Regions from separate parts of the Homo sapiens genome. Here all the other regions are linked to region 1. Evidence: chromatin loops called from intact Hi-C (ENCODE). Cell type or tissue: B cell. All regions are shown on one strand.

Region 1 (5,000 bases):
GTGTGCAGCGCATGGTGCTGTGTGAGATCAGCATGTGTGTGTGTGTGTGCAGTGCATGGTGCTGTGAGATCAGCGTGTGTGTGTGTGCAGTGCATGGTGCTGTGTGAGATCAGCATGTGTGTGTGTGCAGTGCATGGTGCTGTGAGATCAGCGTGTGTGTGCAGCGCATGGTGCTGTGTGAGATCAGCGTGTGTGTGTGCAGCGCATGGTGCTGAGAGATCAGCATGTGTGTGTGCAGTGCATGGTGCTGTGAGATCAGCGTGTGTGTGTGTGCAGTGCATGGTGCTGAGTGTGAGATCAGCATGTGTGTGTGTGCAGTGCATGGTGCTGTGAGATCAGTGTGTGTGTGTGCAGTGCATGGTGCTGTGTGAGATCAGCATGTGTGTGTGTGTGTGTGCAGCGCATGGTGCTGTGAGATCAGCATGTGTGTGTGTGTGTGTGTGCAGTGCATGGTGCTGTGAGATCAGCATGTGTGTGTGCAGTGCATGGTGCTGTGAGATCAGCGTGTGTGTGTGTGCAGTGCATGGTGCTGTGTGAGATCAGCATGTGTGTGTGTGCAGTGCATGGTGCTGTGAGATCAGCGTGTGTGTGTGTGCAGTGCATGGTGCTGTGTGAGATCAGCATGTGTGTGTGTGTGCAGTGCATGGTGCTGAGTGTGAGATCAGCATGTGTGTGTGCAGTGCATGGTGCTGTGAGTGTATCAGCATGTGTGTGTGTGCAGTGCATGGTGCTGTGAGTGTGATTGTGTGTGTGTGTGTGCGGTGCATGGTGCTGTGTGAGATGTGTGTGTGTGCAGTGCATGGTGCTGTGTGAGATTGTGTGTGTGCAGTGCATGGTGCTGAGTGTGAGATCAGCATGTGTGTGTGCAGTGCATGGTGCTGTGAGTGTATCAGCATGTCTGTGTGTGTGCAGTGCATGGTGCTGAGTGTGAGATCAGCATGTGTGTGTATGTGTGTGCGGTGCATGGTGCTGTGAGTGTGAGATCAGGGACCAGGGGGCTAGTACTCTTTCCTGCACATGAGCCTGCGTGGGCTGGTCAGGGCTGAATGATTTTGTCTGAAGATCCCAAAATAGCTCATGTCGCCTGAGCTCCCTCCCTGGCTGGGCCTGGGGCCTCAATGGCCCTTTGTCTTTCTGAAGGCATCTGGGCCTCTGTGGGGGGCTCAGACACTGACTGGGGCTGGGTGGGGCCAGGCTGCCTGCCTGGTTCCCCTTCCCCTGGCCCAGCCCAAGGGGCCCTAAGCCTCATTCCAGTGTCGGCCTGGGGCAGCCAGGCCCCCCACGTGACTTTCAGCTTGTTGGGCCCCCTTTGCTGGCAGATCCCAGGGTCTCTCTGTGTGGGGGCAAACTTCCCAGGCAGTGTTTGAGGCCCCCTCTGCCAGCCCGTACCTGGGGCTCCCCCACCCCTCCCACATTGTGGTACCTGTCCTCCTCCTGCAGAGCCCGCCCAGAGATCCCATGGCTGAAGGTGGTGGCAGCAGGCGGGCTGGCGCGTGACCTGGTAGCACGGCCTGGGTTTGACCCTGGCACTGCCCCTGGGACTCAGAGCTGGGAGGTGAGAAATGGGGAATGCATGTGAACCACCTGCCTCTGCACACAGCAAGTCCTGTTCTGGGTTTTCTCATCCCTGGGTCACACCCTGCGCTGGGGAGATAAAAAGTCAGACCCTGCCCGGGGCACCCACAGTCAGCACCGCCGGAACACTGTCAGCCTGGTGTGGACAGTGCCAAGGTCCAGCAGGGTGGGGTGGTTGGGGTAGGAGCTCCCCTGAGGAGAGAGTGAGGCCAGCAGGGGTGGGTCTCCAAGTGCTTCCTTTGACAGCTGCTCTGGATGGGACGTGGCTTGGGGTGGGTGAGAACCCTTGGCTGAGTTTGGATTTTCCTGCAGGGTTTCATTGGAACACCAGGTTCCAGGGCCGTAGAGATGTGGAGGCCTCCTGTCTGGGTGATGGGGCATGGTGCTGGTCCCTGGCTGTGGGGTGGAAAGGAGTCCCAAGAGAGGGAGCTGGCAAGACAGGACCTTCCCAGCTAAGGTGGGGTTGGTGGGATTTGGCTGGGGCCCTTGGAGGAGCCTGACCAGGAGGTGAGACAGGGCACCTGGAAGGAAGGAGGCGTTGGGGAGAGTCCAGATGGAGGCCATGGGGTTGAGGGGCCCAGACACCCGGCTGGGGGACTCCAGGAAGGCAGCAGGTGTGGGCAGTGGGTCCTCTGGGGTGGACTGAGGTGAGGCCTGGGTGTGACCACGCGGTGGCACTGGTGGCTGCCGGCAGCTGTCGTCTGCAGAGTGGGTGAGACCGAGTGTGGCAGATGGCTTGGTCCGCGGTGCTGGAGGGGACTGGCGGAGCAGAAGCGCCCTGGCGCCGGGTCCTTGCTTTCCTGGAGCTGGGGCTTGGGGAATGGGGTCGGTCATTGCAGGGACAGAGGAGAGGGCAGGGTAATGGGTGCGCAGGGGTCCCTTCCAAAGGCTGCGGGTGGCCAGGGGTGTGCGGGGGCGCTGAGGTGCGGTCGCCGAGAGATTCTGGCCTCCAGGGTGGTCGGGCCTGGCATGGACTCTAGGGGATGGTGCACACACCGGACCGGACGGGCCCCTCCCTTACCCCCGGATCCCCCGGCTGGGCAGCGGCCAGGGAGAGGGGCGACCTACGGGGGCGGGTGTGGGGACGCCGGACTACGCGTCAGGAGTCCCAGATGGGCCCAGACCCCCATTCCCCGCCCCGGGCCGCAGTGACGTCAGGGCCCGGACGTTCCCGGAACGGCCTCTTGGGGGCGTTCCAGCCCCACGGACCCGCAGGGAGTCCCCGCCGCAATTTGCATGGGGCTCATTTGCATGACCCCGCCCCGCGCGGGAGTCGGGGGCGCCGGCGACTGGAGGAGCCACTGTCAATCCCCAGGGGAAAGTGGGCGAGGCGATTTCTGGGCCGCTCACCTCACTCCACCCTCCAGCTCGCGCCGCACCTGGGGCCCTCCCCCACCTACGCCCCGCCAGGGCGGGGCCGCGGGCGCAGACACTCGCGGGCACACGCACGACGACGCGCACACGCGGTCGCACGCGGCCCCCCGAGCCCCCTGCGGCGACTCCGATTCACCCCCGCGGGTGCGGGGCGCGGACCCGCCCGGCCCAGCTCCTGCTCCCCAGGCGCTTCCTCCTCCCGCGACCTGCCCCGGCCGCACCCGCCTCCGCTCCAGCACGCGACGCTGCCCGGCGCGACCCCTGCTCCCCCGGCCCAGCCCCACCGCTGCCCTCGACTCAATCCCAGTTGAACGCCCGCAGCCTCAGTCCCACCCCCGGCCCAGCCCCAGCGCCCCCAGTCCCACCCCCGGCCCCAGCTTCAGCCTCAGCGCCCCCAGGCCCAGCCCCAGTCCCACCCCCAGTCCCAACACCTTCAGGCCCACCCTCGGCCCCAGCCTCAGCCACCCCAGCCCCAGTCCCGGCCCAGCCCCAGCCCCAGCGCTCCCGGCCCCGGGCCCAGCCCCAGCCCCAGCCCCAGCCGAGCACCCCCGGCCCCGCCTGCCCGGCGTTCCCTTTTGTGCGGCGCTCTCCCGTCCGCATCCGCCCGATCCTCTGGAACTCCCCGCGGACGCCGGGGTCCCTGGAGGCGGCTTCCTTTGTCTCTGCTCCCGCCCTCCCTCCGCGGCGTCTTCGCCCCTCACTCACCTCCCCAGCCCCGCGGGGACGAGGGGAGCTGGAGGGAGCCCGGGACCCGGCGCGGCCTCCGCAGGCGGCGCTTTCTTCTCGCTCCCGACGCGGCCGCCCCTCCTGCCTGCCCGCTCCTATCGCCGCTTCCGCCTCTGCCGGGGACGGGGACAGCAGACCCTCGGCGCCCGGCCCCCGCGCACCTGCCGCGCGCACCGCCTCTCCGGCCTGCGCGGCTCCGGGGGCTCCGGGAAGACCGAGCGCTGGCGGCCAGCCCGGGGAGGCTGTGGGCAGCAGGGGTGGCTGCGGGCTCCCAGTCCCTCCTCCGCCTACCTCGGAGCCCACATTTGGGATTTCTACTCCGGGAGAATTCTGCCCTCCTCCCACGATGAGCCTGGAGGACTGGAGCCGGGACCTGGCACCCCCAGGGCTGTGACTGGGTGAACTCTGAGGGCACAGCTGCTGTCCGCCGCCCCAGGGGTCCCAGGATGGGGCGAGCAGCCCTGAAGAGGCCCAAGGGCACCCCGTGAGGAGCCCCCACGCTCTGAGAGTGGGGCGCAGAGCCGGAGCCCCGGGCCATGCCTCCGCTGCCGCTGGCGCGGGACACCCGGCAGCCGCCTGGCGCCTCCCTGCTGGTGCGAGGCTTCATGGTGCCCTGCAACGCCTGCCTGATCCTGCTGGCCACCGCCACGCTCGGCTTCGCGGTGCTGCTGTTCCTCAACAACTGTAGGTGGCCGCGGGCGGGGCGTCGCACTGGCCAAGCCCCAACCCCGAGGCCCCTGCACATAGAGGCTGGAGGCCGCGGCGGGTCCGCGGGGCTCCCGGCAGCTTCCCGGGGATGGGATGGGTCACTCTGCGGACCCCTCGGTCCCTGGAGGCCGTCCTTGGGCTCTCAGTGGGCCTGGCCCTCACCCAAAGCTGCAGAAACACTTTCTGCGGGAGCTGGGGAGGGAGGGGCAGCCGGCTACACTGAGAGCCGGCAGTTGGGGGTAGGGCAGGACCTGCGGTGGACTCTTCCAGGGAAGGGGGTCCTGCCTGCACCCCTGTGGCTGGGGCCCCATCTGACAGGGGTCAGGCCATGACTATTTGGCTGGAGGGGCAGAGAAAAGCAGGGGCCTCTGTCTCAGACCTCAGCCAGCCCATGGGGTCAGGGCTGGACCCTTCAGCAGCCTGGATCCCTGGGGCTAGCGGTGGGGGGGGGGGGGTGGGCAGGGGTGCCCCTTTCCAGGCTGGGCAAAGGGATGGGACAGGGAGGAGCCTGCTCAGAGGAGCCTAACTTGGGGATTTGTTTTCTTCCAGATAAACCCGGGACCCACTTCACTCCAGTGCCTCCGACGCCTCCTGATGGTGAGTAGGGCTGAGTTCGG
Region 2 (5,000 bases), 100 kb after region 1:
GGCCTTCGGGAGACCCCACTCCACCACGGGGGCCTGGATACAGGGTCTTGCCACCTCCCTCCCCAGGGAGGGGCCTGGGAGAGTCTGGAATGGGATGGTCGCAGGCAGTGGGGGCCCTCAGGGTAGGGGCCTGATCTGTGCATTTGGGCACAAATTCCCTGGGCGTAAATGTCACCGGAAAGGGATCCCAAAGAGGGCTCTTGGACCTCGAGCAAGAAACAGTTTGGGGGAGTCCACTGATAAACTGAAAGCAAGTTTAATAGGAAAGTAAAGGAATAAGAGAAGGGCTGCCCCATAGGCTGAGCAGCGGCCTGGGCTACTCCACTGAGAATACTTATTGTTGTTTCTTGATATGTACTAAACATGGTGTGGATTATTCCGGACTTTTCTGGGAAAGGGGCAGGCAATTCCCAGAAGTGAGGGTTCCTCCCTCTTTTAGACCATCTAGGGTAACGTCCTGGCGTTGCCGTGGCAACTAAACTGTCCTGGTGCTGGTGGGCGTGTCTCTCATGCTAATGTATTATAATCAGCGCATAATGAGCAGTGAGGACTGGCTGTCTTGGTTTTGGTGATTTGGGGCCGGCTTCTTCACAGCATCTTGTTTTATCAGCGGGGTCTTTGTGACCAGTCTTGTGCCAACCTCCTATCTCATCCTGTAACTAAGGATGCCTGACCTCATGGGAACGTGGCCCAGCCGGGCTCAGCCTCATTTTACCCAGGCCCTGTGCAAGATGGAGTTGCTCTGGTTCAAAGGTCTCTGACATAAAGACCTCAACCAGGCTGGTCTCACGCTGCCAGGACAGCTGGTGAGTGCAGGTGGGCAGGGGCCACTGCCCCAGCTCCCGTGGGCAAGGCTGAGGGTGAGGGGTTCCGGAGCGTTCCACATTCTCCTTGCAATGCTGGAAGCACGGGTGTCTCCCATCCCGACACGCCTCATTCTGTCTGCAGCTCACAGGGCCCGGCTTCTGCAGCTCACAGGGTCCGGCTTCTGGAAATTCTGCTTTTGCATTTTGTACTCTGTCCAGGGGCCAAAACCCAGGTCTGGAATTGGTGTGGTCCCTGGTGGCACAAACCAGTCCTGGCTAAGAGGCCGGCCCCTCTCACTCCACTGAAGAGACAGGGGGCTGCATGCTGAGAGGGCCAAGGCCAAAAGGAGCCTGCTGCTGTTCACAGCCCCCTGTGTGCCTGGGGCCCACTGTTCACAGCCCTCTGGGTGCCTGGGGGCTGGGCTGGGGGCTACTGCAACCCTTGGCCTATGGTGTGGTCGAGGGAAGGGGAAGGGACAGGGCTTTGAGAAACACGGTGATGGGGGTGAGGGTGGGGACTGGGGACGGTGGGCGTGGAGGTGGAGGCCCTGTGGGTGCTGGGCAGGGCAGAGGAGCTAGGCCAGATGCTGTGTTTGTGTGGGGTGCTGAGTGGCCAGCCTAAAACCTTCTGAGAAAGTAGGATCCAGCACAGGGAGCTTCAGCTTCTCTGATGGGAGGCAGGAGGGGGTCAGGTGGGAGCTGCAGGGCGTGTCGAGCCGGCCCTGCCCTGGGTCCCTGCGGGCCGCCTGGCACACAGGAGGGCGGTTCCTTTCCTGTTGGACCCGGTCTCACTTCATTTGCCCACGTTAATTGGGGCGCAGGTGCAGCTCTCGGGCAAACAAAGGTGCGGTCGCCAGGTGGACTTAACCCTTTCCCTGGCACTGGCGGGGCCTGGGGGGAGGCAGCAGGAGGGGCGGCCGGGTGGTCAGTTTGAGGACCTGGCCCCACGTGCCTTTGTGGGATGGTGGGGACCCCACACCCCCGCTGGCTGGGCTGGGATGGTCGGGCCCTGGGCGGGGCAGGGGCTGCACCTGGGCCTCTGGGCCACCTGCCTGGCTCGGTCGCGCCCCTTCTTTGGTTTCCAGCTAACGACGCGGCGCCCACCGAGAGCTGGGGGAGCCCAGGGCGGGGAGGGCGCGGCCGGAGCGAGCGCCGCCCGGGAAACCCGAGCCCCGCCAGGTGCGCGGGGACAAAGGCGGTGCCGGGAGGGCGGGTCCTGGGGGTCCCCCTGCCCCCTCTGCGGTGCGTTGGGAGCTCCCGTCCTCCTGCGCACACTCAGGGAAAGACCGGAGGAACCGTGGCGGGGGTCGAGGCCGGCGTGGGGTGGGGGCGCCAGGGGGGCGGGCGGGGCCCAGAGCCCGGGACACGCGACGAGGGGCCGGACCCCGAGGATGCGAGGATGCGGGGACCCTGCCCCCGCTGGGCCGGGTTTTGGGGGCCCGGGACACTCAGCCCCGCCCCCCGCAGGCTCTCTGTGGCCCTGGGGTGGGAGGGCTGCGGTCGAGAACCCCCCACGCGGCCCCTCCCCGGAACCCGCAGGCTGTGCACCCTCTGGACTGAAGTCACCCGTCAGTCCCGGCTGGGGGTTTCCGGGAACAGGGCAGGTGCTTTAAAGCAGGGGTGGCCGATCTTTTGGCTTCCCTGGGCCACATTGGAAGAATTGTCTTGGGCCACACATAAAATACACTAACGATAGCTGATGAGCGAAAAAAAAATTGCCAAAAAAATCCCATTATGTTTTATGTTTTAAGAAGGTTTACAAATTTGTGTCGGACCCCATTCACAGCAGCCTGCTGCCATTGGACAGCTTTAAAGCCTGGAGGGCTTGCGACTGGGCGTGTACCCTCCCCGCCTCCCTCCCCCTCTCCCTCCCAGCCCAGCCCTTGGCTGGGTCCTGGGGCGGGGCCCGGGGTCCTCTGTCCAGGAGGTCTGGTTCCCCCAGCAGTGAGTGGGGTGGGCCCTGCAGGGGGTCTTGGCCATTGCAGTGGGGACCCCTGAGCCTGCCAGCAGGAGTGAGGACTCTCAGAGGAAGGGGTTCCCTAAGGGATTCGCACCCCTCCTCTCCCACCAGGCACATGCTCAGGTGTGGCCCAGCCTCTGGGTTCAGGCTCACGTCCTGTGTGGCCTGGAGGGAGTTCACGCCTCAGGGGTGTCTTCCCATCCCAGGAGCCCATGGAGGCCTTCAGGACAGGGCTGTGCGAGAGGAGGTCGTGCCCACGAGTTCCTGCCCGGTGGGAATGAGCAGGGGGCGGGCGGGGGGTCTCAGGGCGAGATCTCCGCTCACCGCAACCTCCGCCTCCCAGGTTCAAGCCACTGTGCCCGGCCTGGGGATTCATTTTAGAAAAGACAAAATGCTGGCTGGGTGCGGTGGCTCACGTCTGTCATCCCAGCACTTTGGGAGGCCGAGGCAGGTGGATCACCTGAGGTCAGGAGTTCAAAACCAGCCTGGCCAACATGGTGAAACCCCATCTCTACTAAAAATACAAAAATTAGCCGGGTGTGGTGGCACATGCCTGTAATCCCAGCTACTCGGGAGGCTGAGGCAGGAGAATTGCTTGAATCTGGGAGGCAGAGGTTGCAGTGAGCTGAGATCACACCACTGCACTCCAGCCTGGGCGACAGAGTGAGACTTCATCTCAAAAAAAAAAAAAAAAAAAAGTGACAAAAGGCCAAGGAAAGGAGAAGGGGCAGGAACATCCTCTGGGCGGTGGGATGGCCACAGTTGGTCCCACCTGGCAGCGAAGGTGGCTGGAGTGACCCATAGGGCCTGGCCCACTCAGACACAACTGTCGGTGCCTCAGGCAATGGTCACCACAGCAGAGGGCTGGGGCACCACACGCTGTGCTTGGGGGAGGTCTGGGGGGATTCTGCGGTGTGAGAACTTAGGGAGAAGCTCTCTGAAGACGGACCTGCCCGTCTGGGGACAGGTTGGGGGGCCTGGGGCTTGCAGTGTTGCAGGTGAACTCTAGGGCCCTATCTCTGCAATGGGACGGCCTCCAGGTCATGGGAGGGCCCAGCCTGCGGGTTCTGGACCCCAGGGGCCACACTGGGCGGGACCCCGTTCACAAGGCGGGAAGGAATCCTGCCCCAGGACCACCCACAGAGGCATCCTGAGCTGCATCCGGGGGAAGCAGGACTCCGAACCGGGGGACCTGGGTCCTGGGGAGCTTCCTGGGGTCAGAAGGTGGGGGTGTCAACGTCGAACCGGGGGACCTGGGTCCTGGGGAGTTTCCTGGGGTCAGAAGGTAGGGGTGTCAATGTCGAACCGGGGGACCTGGGTCCTGGGGAGCTTCCTGGGGTCAGAAGGTGGGGGTGTCAACGTCGAACCGGGGGACCTGGGTCCTGGGGAGCTTCCTGGGTTCAGAAGGTGGGGGTGTCAGCATCGAACCGGGGGACCTGGGTCCTGGGGAGCTTCCTGAGGTCAGAAGGTGGGGGTGTCAGCATCGAACCGGGGGACCTGGGTCCTGGGGAGCTTCCTGGGGTCAGAAGGTGGGGGTGTCAGCATCGAACCGGGGGACCTGGGTCCTGGGGAGCTTCCTGGGGTCAGAAGGTGGGGGTGTCAGCATCGAACCGGGGGACCTGGGTCCTGGGGAGCTTCCTGGGGTCAGAAGGTGGGGGTGTCAGCATCGAACCGGGGGACCTGGGTCCTGGGGAGCTTCCTGGGGTCAGAAGGTGGGGGTGTCAGCATCGAACCGGGGGACCTGGGTCCTGGGGAGCTTCCTGGGGTCAGAAGGTGGGGGTGTCAGCATCGAACCGGGGGACCTGGGTCATGGGGAGCTTCCTGGGGTCAGAAGGTGGGGGTGTCAACGTCGAACCGGGGGGCCTGGGTCCTGGGGAGCTTCCTGGGGTCAGAAGGTAGGGGTGTCAACGTCGAACCGGGGGACCTGGGTCCTGGGGAGCTTCCTGGGTTCAGAAGGTGGGGGTGTCAGCATCGAACCGGGGGACCTGGGTCCTGGGGAGCTTCCTGAGGTCAGAAGGTGGGGGTGTCAGCATCGAACCGGGGGACCTGGGTCCTGGGGAGCTTCCTGGGGTCAGAAGGTGGGGGTGTCAGCATCGAACCGGGGGACCTGGGTCCTGGGGAGCTTCCTGGGTTCAGAAGGTGGGGGTGTCAGCATCGAACCGGGGGACCTGGGTCCTGGGGAGCTTCCTGGGGTCAGAAGGTGGGGGTGTCAGCATCGAACCGGGGGACCTGGG
Region 3 (5,000 bases), 340 kb after region 1:
CATGCCTGGCTAATTTTTTGTATTTTTAGTAGAGACGGGGTTTCACCATGTTAGCCAGGATGGTCTCGATGTCCTGACCTCGTGATCCGCCCGCCTCCGCCTCCCAAAGTTCTGGGATTACAGGCGACAGCCACCGCGCCTGGCCCACAAGCATAACTTTTATAAAAATAATTTACTTTTACAATTAAGCTTAGGAATCACACAGACTCAGGGCTGGCTCATGGCTTCCCGGCAAGTTAAACTCTGTACTTAGGCTCGGCGCGTATGAAATGGCTAATTCTAATCAGTGGTGCAATGAAGTAACTCCTCTAAAGAACTTATCGGGCCGGGCGCAGCGGCTCACGCCTGTAATCCCAGCACTGTGGGAGACCGAGGCGGGCAGATCACGAGGTCAGGAGTTCGAGACCAGCCTAACCAACATGGTGAAACTCCATCTCTACTAAAAATACAAACATTAGCTGGGCACAGTGGCACACACTTGTAGTCCAAGCTGCTCAGGAGGCTGAGGCAGGAGAATCGCTTGAGCCTGGGAGGTGGAGACTGCAGTGAGCCGAGATTGCACCACTGCACTTCAGCCTGGCGACAGAGAAAGACTCCATCTCAAAAAAAAAAAAAAAAAAGTAGTAACCTAAGAATGAGAGAAACATGGCATTCAGAAACAGGACCCAGACTCCTCCAGCCTGAAATAGGAATGTTCTTTCCCCCCTCCCAGTGCCCTTCCCGGGAGGCTCGGGGGGTCCAGCCCAGGGAAGCCAGCTTTCCTCCCAGACTCCACTCCACGCCGAGGGTCTCTGTTGCCACCGCCAACCTGCGTGCTTCTCAGACGGCGTGTTCAGTGAGTGCTCAGCTCGGCTCCCTGGAGGTTCTGGGCTTGGCACACACGTGTGCTGCCTCCCTGCCCCCCAACACACACACATCTGAAGCAGGCAGGGCCCTGGGTGGGCACCGGGGGTGGGAGCTGAGGGCCTTGCCCATGGTCCATGAAAGCTCTGAAGCCATAGCTCTGCGGCTGGTCAGGCCCCAGGCCCCAGGCTCGGCCCCCGCGGAAGGCGCAGAAGACACCAGCTTGCCAGGGACGCAGCAGCCAGAGGAAGAGGCGTGGGGCTGAGTTCACCAACGTGCCCCATTATGGAGGCCACTGATGAATGCCACCACTGGGCGTGAGGTTGGGGCACCATCCCCACTGACCAGGACCATCCCCAGCAGAGCCAAGTCCTGGTTGGAACTGGAGCTCTGAACACCACCAGGACACGCTGTGGTGAGGGGCAGGTCGCTGGCAGCTCCACAGGCCCCCAGCCCAGCCCACCCCACCTCTGGCCCCTCACCCAGGTGATGCCCAGGGCCAGAACAGGGGAGAGGCAACAGAGAGAGGGGGGTGCATGTCTCACAGGCAGGGGCAGGGTGGAGGCCCCACAGAGAAGAGGGGAGGGACGGCCTCTTGTGGCCTGGGAGCAACCGCAGAGATAAAAATAAAACCCCAAAATTGCTTCCCAAGGTTGTGGTTGGGCAACAAAGGCTTCCAAGCCAAGGCAGGGTGAGCTCTGCAGGCTGGGCAGGATGTGGGTCTGCAGGAGGGGCCTGGGTTGCGGGAGCTGGAGTGGACAGCTGAGGCACCGCCTCGCCGGGATGGTGACGTCTGGAGCAGGGGTACCCACCGCTGCTGACGTGAGCTGATGGGTTCGTCGTGGGGATGTCCTCATGGTGCAGGGTGTGTGGCAGCATCCCTGGCCTCCACCCACCCATGCCAGTAGCACCTCCCACTGACAACCACAGATGTCTCCAGATGCGGCTCAAAGCCATGGTTGACCTGCCTCCCAGGAGCACCCCAAGCCGGCCCCCACGCAGGGGTGGAGGAGGCCGGGGCCAAGGGGGGTCCCAGGGCTGTGCCTGAGCTGGGTAGGGCTGCTCCCCACCACGGGCTGCCCAGCTGAGCTCTGCAGGCTAGGACTCTGGACAGGTCCACTCAGCTTCCCACATCTCCTCCCTCATACAGGGAAGGGGGAGGTGAGCCCGGGATGGAAGGAAACGCGGGGGGGCAGCAGCACTACAGAGGGTGCCAGTGGTGGCCAAGAGCACCGGGAGGCTGGGGCAGGGCCAGGCTTGGCACTGAGCGGGCTCCACTTCACCTGGGAGAGTTTCGGCCCTGGGAGCCCTGCCCCACTCACAGCTGGGAAAACAGACCCAGGAATGATGCCTGTGACCCCAGCTGGGGCCCCACAAGACGCTTCCTGCCACCTGTCCTGGTCCCCAGCCCTGGACCCAGGAGCCCGGCTGCTGCCCCCCTGTGGTGGTCTGGGGAAGCGCACTTCCACCCGCTACAGCCTCCAGACCCCTCCGTGCACTCAGGGACCCACAGCCAAGGCCTACTGACCTCGCTGGCTGGCACGTCCAGGGCCCAACTCCCAGGACAATGTGTGACCCACAAGTTCGTCCTGTTCTAGAGAAACTGCTGGGAATAGCGCTCAAGTCCTCCCCAAGGTCTGATGGGCAAGGAACTCAAGCTTGAGTCTCAGACACATTTCTGTGACAAAAGACAAGAGGCCCCCACGTCTCTGGTGAGAGGCAGCCCAGCCTTCAGCCTTCACACACGGTGGGGGAGAGGCTGCGGCTCCAGAGCCTCCACTCAACCGCCTGGGGCGGACGCAAAGGCCCCTCTCCTGTCGCTGAGCTGTTGGGGGCAGCAGCTTCCCAGTGCCCACCCATGCCCTGCTACCCAAGTCCAAGGGCCCCTGCACATCCCTGCTCTTAGGAATACCATGTTCCAGCCAGGCGCAGGGGCTCACGCCTGTAATCCCAGCACTTTGGGAGGCTGAGGCGGGCAGATCACTTGAGGTCAGGAAATCGAGACCATCCTGGCCAACATGGTGAAACCCTGTCTCTAACAAAAATACAAAAATTAGCCGGGCTTGGTGGCGGGCACCTGTAATCCCAGCTATTCAGGAGGCTGAGGCAGGAGAGTCACTGGAACCTGGGAGGGAGAGGCTGCAGTGAGCTGAGATCGCACCACTGCACTCCAGCCTGGGTGATGGAATGAGACTCTTCCTCAAAAAAAAAGGGGGGGGGAATAATGCGTTCCTCCTCTTCACCCAGAGGAACGTGGAGACACCAGGGGCCTCTGGCTCAACCTAAGCCTCAGGGATTCTTCGGCCCTGTAAACGAGACCCTTTCCTCAGCCACCCCCCAGCCCCGAACCCCTTCTGGGACAACTCTTCCTGCTTAGTCCCCACGTCCACTCAGGGCCCCAGGAGATGGCAGACATGCCTGGGAAGGCCAACACCCTGGCCCTGTAGCCGGAAAGCTTGGAGGGCCACTGGAGGATCACGTCCACGGAGCCTGGCGGGCACCATCCACCACTGCCAGTGGTACCAGAACCTTTCCTGCCTTCCCAATGAGGCCCTCCCCGACCCTCCACTCATGAAATACACCTGAATCACCCCGTGCATTCCGGGTGCTCCCTAAACCCCAGTCCTGTCCCCCTGTACTTCTGCCATCCGGGTCGGCCTCCCCAGGGAATGTGGTGCTCAGGGAGGGGCTGTGGGATCTGTTCACAGTGATCCCACAGCACCTAGCCTGAACTGCACACAGCACACATTTGCTCACAGCGAGGCTGGGGCTCCTACAGGCCCAGCACCCTCTGGACGGCGGCCAAGAGCCAGCTAGAGAGAGGGACGGCCAATCTGCCACCCTGCTGCCCGGGTCTTCTGCAACACCTGGGACTGGCAGCAGCCTCAATCCTGAGAGACCTCACACCCGGCAAATGGAGCTCCAGACCCGCAGGAAAGGCTGAGTCCTCTGAGAATTTATTACTACGGATCACAGCAGCAACGGGCGGGAAGGGCGGCGCCAGACTCATTTGCCCCGCAGGTAGATCTTGGGGGTCTGCCAGCCTTCGGGGGCTTCCTTTAGCCCCGCCTTCAGCCAGATGCGCCTCAGGTCTTTCTCGAACTTGATCTGCAAGACGCAGAGAGAGGGACCGCCAAGTAATTCGTGGCAAAGAAACGTGTTCTCAGCACTTTGCCCTCCCAGGGCCAAGCAGGGGGCCACTCACCTGCTTGCGTCTCAGGCGTCCCTCCTGGACCTTCCTCCGCAGGAACCGCGTCTTCTTCACCAGCTTCCGGTACTTGTGGTGGTTCATCTTCCGCCGGCGGATCTTCAGCACGTTTTTGCACTGAATTTGAGGCGCATCCGCGACGCCTTCATCCCCCTGCTCGGCCCCTTCCCCTATCTGGCTGGGCGGACACTGGTAGGATTGCGGTGGAGCCACAGTCCCTGCGGTCCCGGTATCCAGTCTGGGCAGGAAGCAGCGGGCCGTGAGCCAGCTCTCCAGGGGGCTGACGGACATCTTCCTGGGGACCAGCATCTCCTCCAGCTCCAGCTGGGCCCCCTTGCGAGGGAGAGAGGCCGCCCTACCTGGGCCGGCCGGCGATGTGCTGTAAAGGGGCCCGCAGACCCGGCTGCCCAGCACTCCAGAGACGGGCCAAGGCGGGCGGCCGCCTGCAGAAAACCAGACGCCACGGTCACCGCTCGCGAGACCACACAGGCCCGTCGGGTTGAGGAGCAGCAGGTTCGTCCCAGCGAGGATCCCCCGCACCTCATTCCTGGCCTGAACCCCTGAGGTTCCCTCTGTGAGCATCGGAAGCTTAGAGGGGAAAGAGTGTGTGTGTGGCCACCGGCCCTGCCCCAGCGGAGCTGCTGAGACCCGCACTCCTAACCAGGTGTGCATCCTCCCATCCGCCCCCGCGCGGCTTCCTACCTGCCCAAGGAACGGCCCTCAACAGCTGGGAAGTCAGGCGCCCCAGGAGCATGGTCTGTGGGCGGCGGCCACAGGTCCCAGGGGAGCTGGAACACAAGTGCCCGTTCAGGTCAGGCGGCAGCGCCTTCAGTAGTCGCGGGCGGGCCGGGACTGGGGCGTCTGGTCCCGCCGCGACCCTCGCTTCCCTTCTCCCTCCGCCACCCCAACCCACAAGGAGGACTTTGCTTCCAACACAGCTCGCGCCCCG

Evidence for each region. Peaks named below come from ENCODE experiments on the same cell type or tissue, not always from the same donor. Only the 100,000 strongest peaks of a DNase experiment are listed, where the experiment ranks them.
Region 2: it touches region 1 in a loop (26-fold over the local background); 3 of 110 quality-filtered maps call a loop at or near these places.
Region 3: a loop joins it to region 1, with 29 times the contacts of the local background. A loop is called at or near these places in 8 of 110 quality-filtered maps.

What each region holds. Positions count from the first base shown.
Region 1 is chr1:1,030,345-1,035,344 of GRCh38, forward strand. AGRN (agrin) reads left to right here. Exons shown (of 36, transcript NM_198576.4): 3 at 4,933-4,980. Among named protein-coding and RNA genes, the nearest start is that of AGRN, 13 kb to the left of the region's middle. RefSeq lists enhancers at 1-380, 2,121-2,990 and silencers at 2,504-2,683, 2,744-2,883, 2,864-2,984, 2,904-3,213, 3,629-3,778. In B cell, a CTCF peak has its summit at 2,758 (motif pointing right); DNase peaks (open chromatin) are centred at 2,867, 3,697 and 4,387; H3K4me3 peaks cover 1,881 bases; H3K27me3 peaks cover 2,325 bases.
Region 2 is chr1:1,135,126-1,140,125 of GRCh38, forward strand. LINC01342 (long intergenic non-protein coding RNA 1342) reads left to right here and starts at 1,892. Exons shown (of 3, transcript NR_038869.1): 1 at 1,892-1,985. All of the region lies in intron 1 of LOC124903820 (a long non-coding RNA gene), which reads left to right. RefSeq lists a cis regulatory region at 1-809, silencers at 1,761-1,820, 1,841-2,090, 2,191-2,380, 2,441-2,520, 2,591-2,690 and enhancers at 3,222-3,723, 3,724-4,223. In B cell, no CTCF peak of the experiment used is centred here; DNase peaks (open chromatin) are centred at 496, 1,576, 1,896, 2,356 and 2 weaker places; H3K4me3 peaks cover 1,698 bases; H3K27ac peaks cover 4,083 bases.
Region 3 is chr1:1,369,952-1,374,951 of GRCh38, forward strand. It overlaps AURKAIP1 (aurora kinase A interacting protein 1), which reads right to left. Exons shown (of 4, transcript NM_017900.3): 2 at 4,754-4,839; 3 at 4,049-4,494; 4 at 3,785-3,951. The coding sequence starts at 4,805. The coding sequence ends at 3,850. Among named protein-coding and RNA genes, the nearest start is that of AURKAIP1, 2.8 kb to the right of the region's middle. RefSeq lists silencers at 1,810-1,859, 2,118-2,412, 4,997-5,000 and an enhancer at 1,987-2,754. In B cell, CTCF peaks have their summits at 2,290 (motif pointing left) and 2,497; DNase peaks (open chromatin) are centred at 1,670, 2,270, 3,564, 4,260 and 1 weaker place; H3K4me3 peaks cover 643 bases; H3K27ac peaks cover 1,185 bases.